Regions from separate parts of the Homo sapiens genome. Here region 2 is linked to region 1. Evidence: chromatin loops called from intact Hi-C (ENCODE). Cell type or tissue: endothelial cell of umbilical vein. All regions are shown on one strand. Each heading gives the region's core, and the rest is flanking DNA. Links, peaks and the distances in the headings are about the cores only.

The links. Hi-C counts contacts between places; a loop is a spot of excess contacts. Peaks named below come from ENCODE experiments on the same cell type or tissue, not always from the same donor. Only the 100,000 strongest peaks of a DNase experiment are listed, where the experiment ranks them.
Region 2: a loop joins it to region 1, with 5 times the contacts of the local background. A loop is called at or near these places in 10 of 110 quality-filtered maps.

Annotation. Positions count from the first base shown.
Region 1 is chr14:76,953,481-76,958,848 of GRCh38, forward strand. No RefSeq gene overlaps it. Among named protein-coding and RNA genes, the nearest start is that of LINC01629, 3.5 kb to the right of the region's middle. RefSeq lists enhancers at 1-195, 196-765, 2,528-2,597, 2,846-3,380 and a silencer at 2,938-3,297. In endothelial cell of umbilical vein, for the core only: no CTCF peak of the experiment used is centred there; DNase peaks (open chromatin) are centred at 1,521, 3,051 and 4,151; H3K27ac peaks cover 4,853 bases.
Region 2 is chr14:76,873,070-76,878,437 of GRCh38, forward strand. No RefSeq gene overlaps it. Among named protein-coding and RNA genes, the nearest start is that of LRRC74A, 49 kb to the left of the region's middle. In endothelial cell of umbilical vein, for the core only: a CTCF peak has its summit at 3,104 (motif pointing right); a DNase peak (open chromatin) is centred at 3,152.

The DNA of each region.
Region 1 (5,368 bases), core at 218-5,217:
CCAGCCATTCCAGCTTCTAACCCATCCCACAGGGGACAGCTCCTGGCTGCCACGCCCTCCCTTCCCTCCTCTCACCCACTTTGGAAGGGTGAGTCAGGACAGAAGACCAGGAACAGTGGCCTCAGGCCACTCTCCCGCTGCCCAGGCAGCCTGTTCTGCCCAGGGCTGTGGCAGGAAGGAGCCAAGCCACAGGGCAGGCCAAGGCTGTGCGGGCAGCTCAGGGCAGGGGCCTGGGGTGGGGCGGAGGAGCTCCCCTTTCTTGCTGGGATCTCTCCACAGGCCGCCAGCAGGCCCTGAGCTCCAAGGGGAGCCTCTTCCACCGGGCCACTTTCACTTTCTCTTTTCTCCACAGAAGCAGAACCAGCAGGCCCAGCTCACAGAGATGGGGTGGGAGTTAGGAGTCAGAAAAACTGGCTTGGCCAGGCGCAGCGGCTCAAACCTGTAATCCCAGCACTTTGGGAGGCCGGGACGAGTGCATCACCAGAGGTCAGGAGTTCGAGACCAGCCTAGCCAACATGGTGAAACCCTGTCTCTACTAAAAATACAAAAATTAGCTGGGCATGGTGGGGGGCACCTGTAATCACAGCTACTTTCAGGAGACAGAGGCAGGAGAATCGCTTGAACTCAGAAGGCGGAGGTTGCAGTGAGCCGAGATTGCGCCATTGTACTCCAGCCTGGGCAACAAGAGTGAAACTCCGTCTCAAAAAAAAAAGAAAAAAGAAAAAGAAAAACTGGCTCCTGGGGGGCCTCCTGAACATGGGAGAAAGGCGGCTCAACAGCCTCTGTGCCCCATAGCCATGTGAGTAAATCTCAGCAGAGAAATAGTAATAATGACAGTCCCTTATATTCCTCAGCCAGGAATACCTTTATTTATTTATTTATTTATTTTTATTTTTGAGACAGGGTCTCAATCTATCACCCAGGTTGGAGTGCAGTGGTGCAATCTCAGCTCACTGCAACCTCCACCTCCCAGACTCAAGCAATCCTCTCACCTTAGCCTCCCGAGGAGCTAATTTTTAAAATTTTTTGTAGAGATGGTCTCACTATATTGCCCAGTCTAGTCTCACACTCCTGGTCTCAATCGACCCTCCTGCCTCAGACTCCCAAAGTGCTGGGATTACAGGTGTGACTTACCATTTACTCAGCCTGCCAGGGATACTTTCAAAGCACTATCATGATTATTATCTCACCAGATCCTCACTCTGGGGCGGGGATAGGGAAGACAGGAATTAAAAAACAAATGCAAAAAAAAAATGTCCTCCAGGCTGGGAGTCAACTGAAGCCAGAAAGCCAGGGCAAGAACATTTTGTAGGTTTTGTATTTTGCCAGATTTCCTCCCTGTTCCCAGAGGTTCACCTCAGAGCAGCAGAGCCTTGCTCAATCTCTGCCCATCCAGGAAGAAACTGAGGCAACCCTGGCAGGACCCAGAGTGGAAACACAGCTGACGCCTCCATCATGGCCCCCTGTAACAGTGCAACACTCACAAACAAAGGAAGGGAATTCACTCCTGGATTTCCCAGCAGAGCCAAGTGTGTCTTAGGAGCTGGCAAGGAAGGGAGGTGACATCTGGGAGAGGACCAGGAGCCGTCAACAACCCTGGAGAAGTTGTGTTCATTCTTACTTTCCAGATAGTAAATATTGCCTAAAGACAGAGCTAGCAGAGATTCTCAAGCCTGCTCAGGATTTCTCTAAAGCCTTCCTGCTGCTTTCAGGGGTCAGGAGCCCCTGCAGCCTTTTTTGTTTGTTTGTTTGTTTGTTTGTTTGTTTTTGAGGCTGAGTCTCCCTCTGTCGCCCAGGCTGCAGTACAATGGCATGATCTCAGCTGACTGCAACCTCTGCCCCCCAGGTTCAAGTGATTCTCTTGCCTCAGCCTCCTGAGTAGCTGGGATTACAGGCGCCCGCCACCACGCCTGGCTAAATTTTGTATTTTTAGTAGAGACGAGGTTTCACCATGTTGGCCAGGCTGGTCTCGAACTCCTGACCTAAGGTGATCTGCCCACTCCGCCTCCCAAAGCCCCTGCGGCTCTTATCCATAGATCCTGCACAGGAACACCCCCACGCAGGCCCTGGCCCTCTCCTTGTTATGTGTCCCTGAGGCTGTCCTCCCAGGACTTGGTTCACTTTCAGGTCTGCCACCCATTGGTGCATTCATTTCTGTATTTAATGTTACTGAGCACCAACTATGTCCCACACACTCTTCCAGGTACTGGGGATACAGCAGAGCCAAACAAAACCGAGAAAGTCTCTGCCCTCAAGCTTTTATTGAAGGAGGGAAATAGACAAAAGAGAAGCAAACAAACAAAAAAGGTAAAATCAGAGGGTGGTAAAAGCTATGAAGGAAATAAAGCAGTATAACTGCTTAAGGAGCAGGGACCTCTGCAGGTGGATGGCAAGGGAAGGTCTCTCTGCAGAGACGACATTGACATTCATGCTGAGACCTGGGCCAGCCATGCAAAGAAGGGGGGTGTAGGCAGAAGTGCCGCAGTGGGAACAGGCTAGAAGTTGGGCCTGGTGCTGGGACAGTCCCAGTTCAGGCATGTCCTCCTGGTGTCGTTTTTAATAGCTCATCCTTTCACAATCAAGAGTGGCTCATGCCGGAGATGAGTTACCCGCAATGAGGGGCTGGATTTATTCTAAGGGCAGAGGGAAGCCATCACAGGAAATGATGTGATTGATGTTTTGAAAAGAACTCGCTGGCTGTTCCGTGAAGAATAAATTAGAGGGGCAGGAGGGAAGAAGTCTGCCTGGGGCGGCTGCAGCAACCCAGGCGTGCTGCGAGGTGCCCTTTGACTAGATTCCAGTGGGGGCTTTCGGGCGAGCAGAAGAACCCCAGGGATCAGCTCTAGCCACGCTCAGCTCCCTGGGCCGGCCCTGGGCATTTCTGAGACGGCCCTCGCGCTCAGGGACCTCTCCTCGCAGTTCCATTGTCTGTTCTTGCGGAGTCCTGCCACACTGGGAGGGCCACCCCCTCCTCTTGCTCCCCTCCCCTCCCCGGGTCCAGCCCCTCCCCTGCCTGGCCCGGCTGCCGCCCAGCGCCAGCCAGAGCCCACCCCGCCTCCCTGCAGGAAGCCGGCTGGCGGCGCCTGCTGCGTGACCTTGGGCTGCAAAGTCGGGCGTTTGCAAAGTCAAAGCGAGTCACTTCCTCCCCCAGGCCTCCCCCGAGCGGGCAGCCGGCCGCCGCTCCCTGCCCCCTCGCCCGCCGCGGGCCGGGGCTGGCGCTGGCACGAACGCGCTCTGCATGCTAAGTGCTCGCGCCCGTTCCCGCCGCCCGGAGGCTCATTTGTCACCCGCTGCTGACTCAGCACTTCTGCAGAAGGCTTTTCCCTCCGCTTTGGAGGAGGAGGCCCGGAAATGAGGCAGAGGCTCTTCCTTCCCTTCCCTCCAGCAGGGGTGTGTGGCGTGGGTGTGTGCGGGTGTGGCAGGGTCTGTCTGTATGTCTGATGCCTGTCCATCACCGGTGTATATTTTCGCGGCTGTGTCTGTCTTTTGTGTATGGCTGAGTCTGTGTATGTGTCTTAGTGCATGTTGATCCCTGCGCCTGTCTGGTGGGTCTTTGTCCCTGTCTGTGGGCATCTGTGTTGGCCTGTGGGCCTGTCATGTGTGTGTCATACGTGTGTCTGGGTGAGTGTGTGTGTGTCCCCCCCACCCCCCTCCCTCAGCCCCAGCCTCCTCCCCTCAGACTTCACCTTGTCTCCTGGAGTGACCCTGGGGTTTCTGAGGCCAAAGTGGCACACCTTCCCTCCCCTGGCACCCCCAGCTCCCATCCCACCCTCTGCCACCAGTCCCCTAACATGGGACCTCAGGGGCTGAAAACACAGGCTCTGGAATCAGCCACATCTCCACATCTAGGTCTCAGCCTAGGCTCTGCACTTGCCACAGGGACCTTAAATGAGATACCTTTCCTGAGCCTGTTTCCACACTTATAAAATAGAGGTGATCATATCTCCCTAAAAGAGGATAATTTCATGATGGGGTCTGGTATATCACATGCAGCAAATGGTGCCTGTTATTTCTACTTAAAGCAATAGGCCCAGTGTCAGGCACATAGCCAGGGTCTAATAAACGGCCACTTAAGAATAAAAGCACCAAGAAGCCCTTTCCTTGGCTGCCAGAAAAGGGAGTGGGTGGGGAGATGGTGACCTGGATTGGGAGCTGGGCAGGAGCTGTTTGCATGACACCTACTGTGAGGAGAGAGATGTGGTGACCTGATTTAGTGCTGCCTTGGGCAGCCAAGGAAGTCAGGAAGGAAATCACAGACGAGGGGCTCGGGAGCTGCTGTGCCCTGCCCTGCCCTTCCCCAGACCACACACTGCCTGACACCCGCAGGCAGAGTGAGGGCCCAGGGGGGAGGAGCACAACTCCATGCCAGCCCCTACCTCCAGAGCAGCCCTCATGCTGTGTCCCTGGGTGAACAACTTTTTTTTTTTTTTTTTAAGACAGGGTCTCTCTCAGCCACATAGGCTCGACTACAGTGGCGCGATCATAGCTCACTGCAGCTTCGACTTCGCGGGCTCAAAAGATTCTCCCCCTTCAGCCTCCTGAGTAACTGGGACTACAGGTGCATGCCACCATGCCCAGCTAATTTTTAATTTTTTTTTGAAGGGACAGGGTCTTGCTATGTTGCCCAGGCTGGTCTTGAACTCCTGGGCTCAAGTGATCCTCCTGCGTCTGCCTACTGAAGTCCTGGAATTATAGGCATAAGCCACTTTGTCCAGCCGCTGGGAGAATATGCACATCCATTCGTTTTACCTCTTTAGCAATCTTGTGAAGGAGATTCTTAGCATCCCCATTTTGCAGCTGAGAAAAACTGAGACTGGGAGGTTAAGTCCCAAGGTCACAGGACCGACAGGTGGCTGAGAGAACCCTGGCATTCCAGCTGCCAGTCAGGCACTCCCTGGTTGTCTACACTAGCTGCCGTCTTCCTGGGCACACACAGAGGAATCAGCACACACCCGGTACACCCTCCCATGAGCAGAACTCCTACACACTGGCTGGTACCATACCCTCCCTAACACCAGCACCCGTAGCAAATTCTTTCCAGGGCCAGCCAAGCCCTACTCCCCTTTGTTAAAGGCAGCTTTCCTCAGAAGGGTGAGCATTTGTTGTCTCAGGGCCTGCAGTGTGGATTCTACCTTCTTTTTACTGTGTTCAGCAGGAGCGAGGCAAACCAGCTTGGGATAGAAACACAGGCGTTTCCTCCACTGTCAGGGTTTTCCTGGGGCAGGCATCTGAGTTACTGCCTGGACCCGGTAGCCCCTAGCAACAGGGCACCACTCTCACCTGGGCCATTTATGATGACTTTGGGAGGTGGAGCCAATTAGGGGGCAAAGCAGGGATCCCCACAGGTGGGAGTGGCAAAAGAGTGGAG
Region 2 (5,368 bases), core at 101-5,100, 81 kb before region 1:
TTCTGCCCCTGAGGAACGCCAACTTGGAATCTGAGCCTCGAAAGGTCCAGCAGCCCAACCCCTGGGCAGACCTCTCCAAGGCTCCGTGTCCTCATTGTGACCATCTTGCACCCTTGTGAGGAAGAAAATCAGGCACCCAGGAAGAGCTCCATGAATATTTATTCATCTTCTCCAGTCAGCCCGCCCTGAAGCTGGGCAGACCGCAGAGAGGAGTCCTGCTCCATGAGGACAGGACTGCACAAGCGCTTTGTCAGTTTGGCAGGTCAGGAGGCTGGCAGGCAGGAGGACCCCAGCAGCAGCTGCAGCTTTCCCATGGAGGACGAGGCAGAGGTAGAGGGGCCTTGCAGGAGCAGGAGGGGCGTCAAGGTCAAAGATGGCTCAGAGGCGCTGGCCCAGCCTTCAGAGGTGGTCAGGCTGCAACCCAGAGAGACGGCACCCTGTGCTTGCTGTCCTTCCATACCCGACTCAATGCGGCTTCATGCACTCACTCCTAGCATCCTTACAGTGATTCTGCATAGTGAGCACTGTAGAATCCCCATTTTGCAGCCAGGGAAACGGGGGCGGAGGGGGGCGTGTGGAGAATTTAAGCATTTTGCCCAAGGTGCCCCAGCCAGTAAGTAGCAACGCCAAGATCCAGGCCCTGGCAATACAGCTGTGGCTCCCTGAGGGCTTAGCCACGTTGCCTCCCCGCCCCTCTGCCAGGCTGGACTGGCTAACGGAAGGCGGCGAAGGCTGAGATGGTGCTCTGTGTGGCCAAATTCTCAAGGGCAAGTTGATGCCCTCTCCCCACCAGCTGCATGGCTCAGAAATTGTGCTGGGAGCAGGTGGGAGAAGCGGAGTGTGGATATCTGTGTACTAGAACTATGAAGGGATTAAGCCTGCGAATTCTGGCATTTGACACTCCTGGGTTTGAATTCTGTTTGGCTTCACCAATTACCATCTCTGACTCTGAGCAATTCATTTATCCTCTCTGAATCTCAGTTTGCTCATCTGTAAACAGGAATGTTAGTGGTACCACCTCCTCTATAGGGTGTGTCCTCTGTGGCTGGAGCAGATGGAAAGAAGGAAAGCATGGTGGAAGTGAGTTCAGAGGGAATGTGTTCAGGTCAGGTGGGGGCTTGAAGGCCATCAGAGAACATGGCTGTGAAGATTTAATGAAATCACACACATGAAACACCAAGCCCAAGGCCTGGCATACAGTAAGTGCCTAATATAAGCATGCCCTCCTTACAGTGGTGTTCCACTCCTGAGAGGGAGAGGTATGGGGAGCTGGAGGACCAGCAGAGCACAGGAGGGACCAAACTGAACAGCTATCTTTGAAACACCCAACTAATAGGTGTTGGAAATACCATGGGGGGTGTTCCAATCTCAGGCCATGGCTTCAGGCTGGCATTAAAACAGAAGAATTTGTCCATGGTCTTGGAGGGTGGGGTGGGAAGACCAGGGGCCAGCAGCACTGGGGGGTGTGGTGTGGGCAGCGCAGTATCATAGGCCTGAAAGAACAGGAGACAGAGAGACATCCGGCATTTTTTTTTTTTTTTTGGCTTCCCACCTGGGCTGAAAAATGCCCTACCTTACAAGTGTTGGGGAAGGCAGCTGGGACATAGGATTATGCCTACCCAGATAGCCACTCCAAATACAGGAGCTGGCACCAAAGAACCAAGGGCTACAGAGAATTCCCTGTGGTAGCTGCAACGTTGAAGTTCAGTGGAGTTCCCGGGGCAGCAGTGGTAACGGTGCAGGGTGTCATTCATGGTCCCGGGCCTGCAGGTTCACGATGCAAACTGCAGCCTCTGGTGTCTGACTATGGTGGCAGCTGTGGTGTCCTCAGGCGACCAGGCCTGCCTTGCCAAGTGGGGGCTTGGGATTTGTTTTGTTTTGTTTTAAACAAAAGAACACAATGACTGGCAAGGCCAGCCTGTGCCCTAAACACGAACTCCTGCCCAGTGGCCTTGAACCATTCTTCAAGAAGCAGGTGTCCTGGAGGGGAGGGAACCCAAGGGCAGCTGGGGTGAGGCTGCCCCAGGCCCGGGAGCTCCTTTTATGGAAGGTCATCCAGGGAACCCTCAGAGGGCTTTGGCTTGTGTTGCCACCACCCTAGGCAGTCTGTGGATGAAACAGAGTGACTGGCTAAATGCTGTGGGGTCCAGGCTACCTGAGACATGATTTGTGCTTGTGTGGATGTGTTATTTGATGATAAAGAATATAGTTGGTCTTCTTCCCGGTTCTTGGCACAGAGCTTCAAAACCCTTGTAATTTCCTGAGAGATGAAAATCTTTGTTATGCTAAAGAGGTGGCTCAGGGTGGACCCCTAGATCACTTTAGGCAGGTGCTGGTCACCAGAAAGACCACCCACAGGATTAGAGGTTGGTACTTTTGGCCAATAGACTTCCAGGAAGGAGAGAGGGGGCTGGAGATTGAGTTTAGTCATGTGGCCAGTGTTCACTCAAGCAAGCCTAGGCAATGAAACCCCAGTAAATACTCTGCACACTGAGGCTCTGCAGAACTCCCTGGTTGGTGAACACATTGAGATGCCAGAGGCTGGCGATCCCTGATTCCATGGGAAGAGAACATGGAAGCTCTGTGCTCCCTCCCAGACCTTGCCCTCTGTCACTGTTCGTGTGCCTGTTCCCGAGCTGTATCTTTGTAATAAAGCTGTGATTTTATAAGCACAGTATCGTGCTTTCAGTGAGCTTTGAGTCATTCCAGCAAATTATCAAAACTGGGGAAGCAGTGGGGATGCTCAAATTTGTAGCTGGCTGGTCAGAAGTGCAGGTGGTCTGGGTGCCCAACTTGCAGCTGGTACTGAAACAGAGGCAGTTTTGTGGAGGACTGAGCCCGAAAACTAAAGTCTGCTGCCAACCCTAGGGGGGTTAGTGTCAGAACTGAATTGCGGTTACTCCTGTTGGTATTCCTCCAGGTGGGATGGAAATGGAGCACATGTACACAGCAGCATACTCGCATTTGAATTTCAGAGATGAGGTGTGTGTGCTCCAATGTGCCCATGCCCCAAAAGAGGGGCTTGTCTGTGAGCTAAGTCCAAGCCCCTCCTGCTTTCTGACCTGTGTCTAACAACCCTGATTCAGTGCAGCCACTCCCGGCTGTACCTCTGCTTTCCCAGCAGAGGGTGCTCCAACCCCACAAGTACCCCATCTCCATAGCCTTTCCCAGCTCCCTAAGGCTCAGTTGAGATGCACAGAAGAAAATAGGACCCCACACTGGCTCAGGGAAATCAAATTCTTATTAGGTGCCCTCAGAAAAGCAGCAATGCAGCCAGCTTCAGTGACACAGATTGCACCAGGGGAGCCTGGGCCATAGCCTTCAGCCTCCCTGCGACGTCCAGGTTCTGTGGGAGCTGAGCTTATACAATTTAGGGGCCCTCTTTAAAAAAAAAATACAGCCAGGTGCGGTGACTCACGCCTGTAATCCCAGCACTTTGGAAGGCAGAGGCGGGTGGATCACCTGAGGTCAGGAGTTCTAGACCAGGCTGGCCAACATGGTGAAACCGTGTCTCTACTAAAAATACAAAAATTAGCCAGGCATGGTGGCAGGCACCTGTAATCCCAGCTATTCAGGGTTGGGGGGCAGGAGGCACCGAGGCAGGAGAATCACTTGAACCCGGGAGGCAGAGGTTGCAGTGAGCTGAGATGGCACCATTGCACTCCAGCCTGGGGGACAAGAATGAGACTTTGTCTCAAAAAAAAAGAAAAAAATACAAATTCACAAATACAATGTTAGGGATAGAAAGTGGATGTTTAGAATGAGGGGGAAGAATCACAACAAATGACACATTTTCTTAAAGCTGACAAGACCATAAGCATCAAATCCCCCCAGGGCCTTGGAAGGGGCCTCACTGCAGTGCAGGTCCCTGCAGCTTGAGTTTTTTTAGCTTCTCAGCAACTCTGGCCCACCTGCCACATCTAGTAGCTGCAGGAAGGGAAGTCCAGGCAAGCAACCAGACACCTTCTGAATACAACTACAACCTTGCGAGTAGCTTGTCTATTTCTCCACGCCTCTCTCTTCTTCCCTGTCCTTGGAGCAGCCAGCTGTGGTCACATAATAAACGTGGGTGAGATGCTATCCCTTCCTTCCCTCTCTGTCAAACCCAGGAGGCTGCCACCCACCCCCTCTGATTTTGAGGAGTGTGAGGCAGTTCTTTGGGCTTCTCTCTCCTTGAGTCCTTGCCCCACAGTGGGTCTTCAGTCTACTAAGTGTTATTTCAAGACTGTAGGCCGGGCGTGGTGCCTCATGCTTAGTAATCCCAGCACTTTGGGAGGCCAACGCGGGCGGATCACGTCAGGAGATCGAGACCACCATGAAACCTCGTCTCTACTAAAAATACAAAAAATTAGCCGGGCATGGTGGCGGGCGCCTGTAGTCCCAACTACTCGGAGAGGCTGAGGCAGGAGAATGGCGTGAACCTGGGAGGCAGAGCTTGCAGGGAGCCGAGATCGTGCCACTGCACTCCAGCCTGGGCGACACAGCAAGACTCTGTCTCAAAAAAAAAAAAAAGAAAAAGAAAAAAAAGACTGTAAAACCCACAGCCCCAAAATGCCTTTCCCAAGTGCACTGTGATGCAAGAAATAACCCCTTCTAGAAATTAGTAGGGAAAAAACAGAAGGCAAATTATCTGGGGTAAAGGGGGAGAATGCACATTTATTTATACCAAAGTGTAAATGACTTCACTGACATTCAGTAAATACTTATTAAGGGCTCTCTGTGTGTCCTGTGCTGTGTGGGTGTTTGGGATACATCAGTGAATAAAAAAAGACAAAACCTGTCTCTCATGTGAAGTTTGCATTCTAGCAAGAGAAGACTGACCAATAATGTAAGAAATAAGTGAATCATACAGTATATTAGAAGTGCTATGGGGAAAAATAGAGCCAGGAGGCTGGCAGGCTTGCAGGCCTTGTGGGAAGCCACGCGGCATCTGGGGGAAGCACTTAAGAGGGCACAGCTGAAGAAAAGTCTCCATGCAGGAGCCCTTTGGTGTGTCCCTTGTGGCCAGAGCAGATGGAGGGAAGGAGAGCAAGCGTGGTACAAGCAAGTTCAGAGGGAACATGGCCAGGTCAGGTGGGGCCTTGAGGGCCATCAGGGAACGTGGGTGTCTAAAGGAGACGGCTCTGCAGGGTGAGGGCAGAGTCATAGCATACTCCAAGACCTTTTTAAAATGATAGTGTGGGTCAGGCACAGTGGCTCACACCTGTAATCCCAGCGCTTTGGGAGGCTGAGGCAGGTGGGTCACTTGAGGTCAGGAGTTCGAGGCCAGCCTGGCCAACATGGCGAAACCCCATCTCTACAAAAATACAAAAATTAGCTGGGTGTGGTGGCGGGCACCTGTAATCCCAGCTACTCAGGAGGCTGAAGG